2 separate regions of the Homo sapiens genome follow, and region 1 is linked to region 2. Evidence: chromatin loops called from intact Hi-C (ENCODE). Cell type or tissue: GM12878. All regions are shown on one strand.

Evidence for each region. A loop is a pair of places that touch in the nucleus more often than their neighbours do. Peaks named below come from ENCODE experiments on the same cell type or tissue, not always from the same donor. Only the 100,000 strongest peaks of a DNase experiment are listed, where the experiment ranks them.
Region 1: it touches region 2 in a loop (2.5-fold over the local background); 1 of 110 quality-filtered maps calls a loop at or near these places.

What each region holds. Positions count from the first base shown.
Region 1 is chr10:18,101,505-18,106,504 of GRCh38, forward strand. No RefSeq gene overlaps it. Among named protein-coding and RNA genes, the nearest start is that of CACNB2, 36 kb to the right of the region's middle. In GM12878, a CTCF peak has its summit at 2,957 (motif pointing left); no DNase peak of the experiment used is centred here.
Region 2 is chr10:17,981,650-17,986,649 of GRCh38, forward strand. All of the region lies in intron 6 of SLC39A12 (solute carrier family 39 member 12), which reads left to right. Among named protein-coding and RNA genes, the nearest start is that of SLC39A12-AS1, 26 kb to the right of the region's middle. RefSeq lists an enhancer at 1-708. In GM12878, no CTCF peak of the experiment used is centred here; a DNase peak (open chromatin) is centred at 2,662.

The sequences.
Region 1 (5,000 bases), 120 kb after region 2:
TTAAAAATTTTAATAATTTCTATTATCCTGCCTCACTGATACGGAGGTCTAATTAATCTGGTGATATATTGATTAATTCATTCATTTAACAGTTGTTTCTTATGTGAGCCCTCTGATTTTATTCATCCTTCATCCTTCAAGCCCCTCCTTAAATCTACCTCCTACATAAAGCCTTCCTCAGTTTATATTTGTCTTTTTTACTTTATAGCCACTTAGTTTGTTTGTTTTTTTTTTTCCAAAATGTGTGGTGTGTACCACTAGGGATACACAAGATAGTTCTAAGTGATACACAGGCAAACATTTCTAAATGTTTCAGTATTATGTTGTTAACTAGAGAAAAAACCTCTAACTAGCACATAAAATCTGTGATTTCACAAATACTATTTTTATAACAAAGCTAAATTTATTTGTATAATAAAATATTAAATAAGTGATAGTAGATTTGAGAAGATGGTTTGTGTCTTCTGAAATTCAGGAGATGGGGAATCCCATATGCTTTGGCTCATTATTGTTCTATAATGGTGTTTGTTACTATGTGTATGTTTCATTTGCAAACAAGATCATTATCATTAACACATACTGAATACTTACCATGTGGCTACTTCTATACTACACATATGACTACATCATCTCAATTCCTTTTTATAACAACTCTGTAAAGTAGGTACAATTGTAAATCCATTTCATAGAAGAGGAAACTGAGGCTTAGGAAGAGGTTAAGGAACCTGCTCAAACACAGTTAGTAAACCATAGAGCCAGGATTAAAATCCAGGTTTATTTAATTCCTGACCTCATCTTCTGTCTACCTATGCTACCTCCTCAAGGAAGCATATTCCTCAAGGAGAGATGGGGTCAGCAGATATTGTGGTATCTGAAATTATTCCTGGAGTACCTTTTCTTGTCAATGAAAGTTTGGCAAGTTAGAGCTTCTCAGAAGCAGGGATACATTTTTAGAAAATAAGTATTTTTCTCTTTTAGAAGAACATTAAGTATCAAGAACTGAAATAACACTATGGTCTTTTCAGTAACAAGCAGATTATGTGAAGCTCTAAGGTAATCATTCTTTGCATCTTCACTTATTCCTTAGAGATACTGCTGACTAGGCAAAGAAAAATCTTCCAACACCTTCTTTGCTCCAACATACATACATACATACCCTCACACATGCATACATAGGGCACACATGCATACCCACACACAAACACACATTCGCATTGCAAAGATACACACAAATACACATACACACAAATAGACACACACAGTCTCTTTTTTAGCTATCTAGCCAAGTTCATTTTCAGGAAACCTGATTTGAGGAGCATGGCTGATTTGATACATAAGACAGGCTTTGGGGAGTCATTCTGGGGAGCATTTGCTGATTTTGTACAATGCATTCACTCTGCCTACTTTTCCATTCCATTGTTTGAACTAAGGCTATCAAATTTATTCTCTTTGCACTAGACAAAATGATAAGAATGTCAACCTATTAAAGTCTGAGTTGATTTAACAAACAAAGTTATACAAAGCATCAACAGCCAGATTGACTTCACTTCAAATCCTTTTCCTTTTTAATAGAGCAAAATCTCCTTTCTCATTTGCTGGTGAACTCTAGAGAGTGGTTTAGATTTTTGGTACATGACATTCTCAAGAATTATAGTAGGTTTATTACAGTGGTTATGGGAAGTAAACTCCATCTTATTTTTTCAACTCATTACTTTTCTCAATTTCAATCTGAAACTTAAATGCTGAATTCCACTTGGGTAGGTAGTGAATGACATTAATTCCTTCAGTCCTGACCCAGGTTTCCTGTCAATATTGGAGTGAAGCACCTTTAGACTCCATATATTTGAATGCTTAGTCCCCAAGTGTGCAGAATTTCCCCAAGGCAGAATGAGTTATAAGCTGCTTTTATGTACTTCCCAATGCTGGGCCCTTAGTGATGAATCAATGAATGTTGCTGAAATGAAATTTTTTTTCATATCATGGACAAGAAAACCTTGAAGAGGAGGGTGACAATAGATTCCATCAAGTCAACTATTTTCTATATGCTCATTACGGATGCTAAGAAACTAGATGGAGCTCTCTAAGGACAGGAACAAATGAGGCTAGCAGACTGCATAACATATTGTAGATAATATTATATTGAGGGGACTCAGGAGTGCCATAAAAGGTACATTGTCACCAGTCTATCAGATTTTAATATTTCCATAATTATTAAAATGAGATGGTAAAAAGAAAAAGCATAACCACTAGAAGTTACCATAAATTAATAATATTCTCAGGCAAACAGTTGCTCTCATAATGAATTTTGGTATTTGGTTTCAAAAAGGAACCAAACAGTTGAAATACTTCCACACATTCTAGAAAATGAAATTGGCATACAGGGTTTTGACGATGACTGTAAACAATGGTTTGCATTTTCTTCTCCATTGCCCAAAATGACGTTAATCCTCTCTGGCGCTCATGACAGGGAAAATAAATGACTTTTTTCTTTCCCTTTGTCAGAAACACACTAAATCATTCAGGATTGTTTCGAAGTAATTTCATCTGTTTTTGGTCCTGTTTTTATGAGCACGGAATGTCTCCTCGGGACCTGGAGAACACTTTCTGTTAAAAAGCCATATTACAATATGTTAATTTGTGATGGACGTTAGTATGCGCATCCCATGGTCTTGAGGGACTCAAATCGCTTCGGGAAAATGATGCCCTCTTCTTGACTTGGGCATTCAGCCAGAAACTGGGGGTTCTCTCTTTCCTGAACATTCTATTGGACATATGACAGCACACTGACACCACGTGTCAAAACTATTTTTTAAGAAAAATGAGTGAGCACTGTATATTCTGTACCAGGCAAATGACAATAACCTTGAGTCCCACCACCATCGATAACCTCTTGCCACCCAGTGTCATTTTTAATAAGTTCTCCATGAAACTAGTTCCATCGTCTGTCACACTGCCCTCTGCTGGCCTGGACTGTATTTACTGACACAGAACATTAAAAACTTAAAATGTTAGGAAGGGAATCCTCAGAATCCTCTGGATCTGACCATTGATTACAGCTCTTCCAATACAACCCACAAGTCTATCCATTTTAAAATGCCATTTATTCAACACTTATGGGGCCCTGACTCGTGGCCGGGCAATGTAGGCACTGCGAATATAGCAATGAACAAATCGCATACCGTGTGCTAAATAAGTGTCCAGCCTAGCAGGCAGGATGGTCTCGTAAACAAGTAGTTATAGTAAGAGGTGAAAATGCCCATATCTGGGTAATGCAGTGTTTATTTTCTTCCTAATCGTGACTGTAGATCTTACTCATTCTGTTGGTGTAAGAAAAAGGCCATATCCTGGTCTTGATGCACTTACCATAAATTTGGCATCATAAGGTTTATGTCAATTCACGTTTCCTTTAGGTCTAGTTCTATTTCATTATGTGGAAGCTCCATGCTAACTGAGGCCTGTCTAACAAATTGGATATGGATAAAATATGGTGAGTGCTTGGGCGCCATTTTTCAGCCCACAGTCATAGAGATATTTTACATAATTAAGGTGCGTCTAGAACAGCAGCCCAATGTTCCAATACATTTGTTAGTCTGCTACTTTGGACCAATATTTCTGGCTTGAGAAAATCACATTGGCAATATAATTTGGTTGGGTTAAAGCTCAGAGAATAGCAAATGAATCATCTGTGATTATATTAAAAGTATGGCCAAAATTTTATTCCAACTATTTTTGAAGTATGTAGGAATACAGGTTGTGTGAGGTCAGAGTAAAGGTTGAGCCTGGGAAGGTAATGGTGATGAGAAGAGTCTTCATCTTAACTATACTTTGAAGGTATGAAGCTGCAAGATCAGAATCCCAGGGGCTATTGTTTTTTCCTGGTTATTTTACTTTTCAAAAGTTAGAGTATTTGCTATTCAGTGGAATCTTGTTCCAAAGATATTGGTTAACTGAGTCAAACTCTATGGTTTTCCACCCAATTTTTCCTGTTCTATGATAGAATTCAATTCTCTTAAAGTCCAATTTAAAAACTATTTATAAATGAAAGATTAAAGAAATGTAAGTAGGTATTTTGTTCTCTAATTATAAATTTGCATTAATCATTACTTAGTTTAACCGATTTTTCTCTTGTGCTTGAGAAGAATATACCTGCCTAATTCACCCTGATTTTGTTGGTTTTGTTTTGTTTTGTTTTAACATAGCCATGGCTCCAAGATCCCTATTGCTATTTTTTCTTAAAAATACCACATTCGTGTTTTTTTCTTAAGGCTGTGGAATTTTCTTAAGTGAAAAACTCAGTAACTTCCAGCTTAATGAAAGAAGATATCAATGTGCCTTCTTAACACTCTTAACTCGTTCTCTGAGTTCTAAAATGTTCTGTTGTATCCCTTAAGACATCCATTTATCATCTCCCTTACTATAGAAAATAAATGTTCAGTTTGTGTGCTGCAGAATTATCCCAGATCTCTAATAGCAGATGAAGTTAAATTGCTCTTAATTTATTTAAACTGGAAAATGTCCATCTAAAAACAGACTTCAATCATGGGACCAATGAGGAACGTATCTGAAGATTCCTCCATCAGAAATAGCCAGCATAACACGGGAAATGGGAGCCTTTTTTGGACACCTAGTGAGGGCTCAAGGGCAGGTACTTTGACATTCTCTGATAAGTGAAAATGACTTAGCATTTATCTGGATTAGGAGTTTGACAAAGGGGAGAGATGAAGCAATGTGGCCCGAAATTATCTACAGGATAGGAATGAAGACCAGCTTTTTTTTTCTTTGAGTGCTTTTCATATGTTTCTCTTTCTATGTTTTTAATAAAATAAATAGGTTCCAACACTTGGGCTTGTTTATATTACTATGGCCCCATCATCAATCTACTCATATTTTAATGTCTCTTTTATTATCCGCAGGTTTATTCTTAATCACCAGCATTGCTTTCCATCACTGTGAATCTTAAAATTTTATCTGAGATCTTCTAACTTTCTTACAAAAAGATA
Region 2 (5,000 bases):
TTTACAGATGAGGAAACTGAGGCACAGAGAGATTAAGTGACTTTCCCAAGGACACACAGCTGGGAAGTGATGGAGTTGCCATTCAAACCCAGGCAAGCTGGCCCTGGAGTCCTTGTTTCTAACCACGATACATACTACTCTTCAATGAATATTTTATATTTGTATATGGTTTATATGAATTAATTATGTCTTCTATAGTTGACTCAATCATGGATCAACATAAAAGGCCATAGCTGAGAGGTGACATGGTAAAAGAGAAGGCAATAGCATTGGAATGTGGAATGCAGAGCTGAGTCATGCTTTTTTTCCTCAGAGACTTTGTGATCTTTAGCAATTTCTCCCCAAGACTGTTTCTTTTCCAGCCCAGTGGAAAGCAGTGATATCCTATAGGGCTGCCTTTCTCACATCATGGCATGTATAAAAAATGAAAACACATTACAGTAAACCAAAGCTCACTGGGCTGCTGTGGGATGAAGGTGACCCATGCTGGGAGCTACCAGCCTCCCAGATGTAGCTGTCAGCCCCAGGAAGGGAAGGGATCAATATTTACAGTTACCTGTATCCCACTGAGTCATTGCAATAGATGAGATCTCTCCAAGGGCTTCACTGTGAAGCCCTTGAACTGTAAGGTTCAAATGGGATAATGTGGACAAAAATATCTTCAGTAAATTTAAAGCTCTGTATATTTAAAAGACAAAACAAATGGTTGAGAACATCCATGTTATCTAGTAAAAAATATGACAATTAGCTTACCATTGATCTGAGAGCCTTAGATGTATTATTTTCTCAGAGCTGTGTTTCTTTCTCTTTGAGAGAGCCTGCAATAGCAATCATAGCTGAGTTGTTCAGCCACCCACCTCTAACTCACAGTGGATTCTGTAACATCAAGTGGCCTAATTGAAAATGTTATGTGAACAAAAACACGCCAGGCCTAAATATCTAAGATTCTACATTCACTAAGAGAAAAAGAGCTTCATTAATAGTGAGCAGCCAAATAACTCAGCACTTGGTGGTCATTCAGTGAGGCTCAGAAAATGGATGAAGACAGCACTGTGGCACCTAGGAGCATCCCTGGGCAGTTTACATTCCTACCACCTGGCTTGGGGCCGGAATGTACAGGCCGCTCGGAAAAGGGTTTTGAAATTAAGGCCTCGGAAAAAAATTGTGTCTCCTCTCGAATGAACTTCTAGACACTTCTGGGGAATAGTCTTCCTGGGAAACCTCCCAACATGTCACACTCACTAAAGAATCTAGAAAGGGGCCAGGCGCGGTGGCTCACGTCTGTAATCCCAGCACTTCGGGAGGCCGAGGCGGGTGGATCACGAGGTCAGGAGATCAAGACCATCCTGGCTAACGCAGTGAAACCCCGTCTCTACTAAAAATTAAAAATTAAAAAAAAAAATAGCCGGGCATGCTGGTGGGCGGCTGTAGTCCCAGCTACTTGGGAGACGGAGCTTGCAGTGAGCCGAGGTCAGCACCACTGCACTCCAGCCTGGGCGACAAAGCGAGACTCCATCTCAAAAAAAAAAAAAAAAAAAAAAAAAAAAAGACTCTAGAAAGGCCAGGTGCAGTGTCTCACACCTGTAGTCCTAGTACTTTGGGAGGGCAAGGCAGGAGGATTACTTGAGCCCGAGAGTTTGAGACTAGCCTGAGCAACATAGGGAGACCCCATCTCTACAAAAACGAAAATTAGCCAGGCATGGTGGCACGTACCTGTGGTCTCAGATACTTGGGGGGCTGAGGTGGGAGGATCATTGGAGCCCAGCAGTTCAAGGCTGTAGTGAGCTATGACAATGCCATTGCACTCCAGTTGGGTGACAGAGAGAGACCCTGTCTTAAAAACAAGAACCTAGGCCGGGCACAGTGGCTTATGCCTGTAATCCCAGCACTTTGGGAGGCCAAGGTGGGCAGCTCACGAGGTCAGGAGTTCGAGACCAGCCTGGCCAACATGGTAAAACCCCGTCTCTACTAAAAATACAAAAATTAGCTGAGTATGCTGGCGGGTGCCTATAATCCCAGCTACTCGGGAGGCTGAGGCAGGAGAATCATTTGAACCCGGGAGGTGGAGGTTGCAGTGAGCCAAGATTGCACCATTGCACTCCAGCCTGGGCGACAGGGAGAGACTCCATCTCAAAAAACAAAACAAAACAAAACCTAGAAAAACATCACTGTCCTCAATCGAAAATGTTGCATTATGTGAATAGGGAAAAGCTTTAATTTCAAAAGTTCTTTGGAAATTATAGAAATATATGATATTATATTGAAGGGAGGAAGACTCGGGGAGACATTATTAAGAAAATACCATTCAGTATGCTGAAACTCAACCGCTAAGCACCATCTTCGATTAAGTTTCCAGGAAAGAGTATTATGGCCATGTACAAATTAAGTTTCAGACCTATTCAGAGTAGCTGCTCAGAAGTGGCTAAGAATTTAGTGGCTAGGTCAAGCTCTGTTGTAATAATGGGAAACTTTAGAACCTGTCTGCAAGTTGCCTGATGCCAATCAAGACTTCATGGCACTTATGCAGGGACCTGCAGTAAATTAGCAGAGTCCTGTGACCACAGGTCAGATATTTTATGGTTTTGAGGCTGTCGTTCCTACATGAAAGCAAGTGAAATATGACTCATAGAGAATCTAAAAAGATTTGCTAACCTCTGAAGTTATGAAACATTCATTGTCTGCATGGGTAGAAGCCCACAGAGTTGGGGTGTAGCAAAATAACTAAAGAAGTTTCAACTTTGCCTTTTGCCTGGGAAATGTTGTACCCTGATTTGTCATTGTGCTTTCTTGGCCTTTTGTGGTCTTTTGCAGTTACCACTTCTAAAATGGGACAGCTGTAAATTTTATTAAACATCCAGGTGCTCATGTTACTATTCAAATATCTTTAATTTATGTAATAAATGAAAAGAATGGCATTCCCATATAGAGTCTGTGTGGGAAAGAATGGGATATGAAACTTAGTTGAAGATTTTCAGGGAAGTTTCTATAACATGAGTATTTTTGTTACATTAGAATGATAAAAGACACGACGATGTAGGTGTCTGAACAATACACATGAAATACAGTTCGCCATCTTAACCATTTGTATTTGCACAATTCAGTATATTCACATTGTTGTGCAATAGATAATAGAACTTTTTCATCTTGCAAAACTAAAACTCTATACCCATAGAAGAACAACTCTTCATTTCACCTTGCTTGTAAACCATTTTATAGGGATTCCATAGCAATGAAAATGTGGTAGTGGGGGTACGGGAACAGATGCTTAAAAGTTTTTTGCCTCTTCTGAGTATACTGCCAACTCTATTTTAATATTAAACCCCTGGGTAATTTAGAACTTACGTTTCAGTAAAGTCCTCTTAATATCACAAGCCTATTTTTCTGTTACCAGTTATATTATTAAAATGATCTAGTCTGGGCATGGTGGCTCATGCCTGTAATTTCAGCTCTTTGGGAGGCCAAGGTGGTGGATCATTTGAGGTCAGGAGTTCGAGACCAGCCTGGCCAACATGATGGAACCCCGTCTCTACTAAAAATACAAAAATTAGCCAGACATGGTGGTGGGCACCTGTAGTCCCAGCTACGCAGGAGGCTGAAGCAGGAGAATCACTTGAGCCCGGGAGGTGGAGGTTGCAGCAAGCTGAGATTGTGCCACAGCACTCCAGCCTGGGTGAAAGAGCAAGACTGTCTCAAAAATAAAAATAAAATAAAATGATCTAATTTAAAGAATGAACCTTTTAGAAAAATGCAAGTATGATGAGAATGAAATATTTTCTGTTTTAAGAAACTTTAAGAGGATAGTTTTTTTTTTTCAAAAAAATTGCAATGAGCTTTAGGTATTTTGACACCAGGATTGTTTGATTTAACTTATTGTATATCCATAGTCACTGAAGAAAGTGGTAGTTTAATTTCATAATTAGCTTTCCTCATTGTTTACTAACTAGTTTGCCATCACTTGTTAGTAATTTCTAAATAGGTAGAGAAATAAGCATTTGCTTTGAGTATCTACAAGCAGATGAAAATGATGCCATAGATAACTCCTTATCTCTATGTTGTCTGTACTTGATTCTGAAAGTCATTTCCTCCCTCTCTTTTAATCTTATCTCTTCCCTTTTCTCCTTTATTTCTTCTCCCTTCATATATATATATTTTTTCTTTCAAATAAACTTACAAATTATACTTTATAAATATTTTTTTAAAAGGAAGCCTAGAAACATGAAATTCTAAGGATTATAAAAGTCATTGCAATCATCCAAAATGTAGATTGTTCAGATTTTTATTATCGACTGTTACACATTCATTGATCAGTTTTCACCAATAACAACACTCATTTTAGTCACTGAAAATAATATCACCCTGGACATTGCAAATAATTCAGACAGCTTTTGGAAGGAAGTTCTTCCAAAACGTGTACTCATTTTGTACACAAACATAGGTCTACAATACTGCCAAACCTTATGCTTCCTATGTAACAGCTAGTCTTTTCGCCTTTGAGAAGCTTAAGATATGATTAAAGGGAAATTATTGCTAGTGTCTGTCTGTGGATGTTGTAGTTTCAAGTGAGAGAAATTTATTTCTTTGAGGGTTGGAGGTGAGCTCAGTCCTTGCTTGCTGCAATAATTTTTAGTAAGGGGTAGTCAGAGTAACTTCAAAACAACACGGTTATTTGAAGAAAGTCTTGTCTTAGTCCTTGCTGTAACAAAATACCACAAACGGATGGCTTATGTAAACAACAGACATCTATTTCTCACAGTTCTGGAGGTTGGGAAGTCCAAGATCAAGGCATCAGCAGATTCGGCATCTGGTGAGGGTCTCGTTCCTGGTTCATGGACTGGTGAAGGGAAGAACTCCAGTCCCTTTAGCCCCTGTAAAGACCCTAATCCCATTCAACAGGGGTGAAGAGTATATGTTCTAATCACCTCCCAAAGGCCTCACTTCCTAATACCACCCACCACCTTGGTGGTTAGGTTTCAACATGTGAATTTTGCGGAGACACAAAC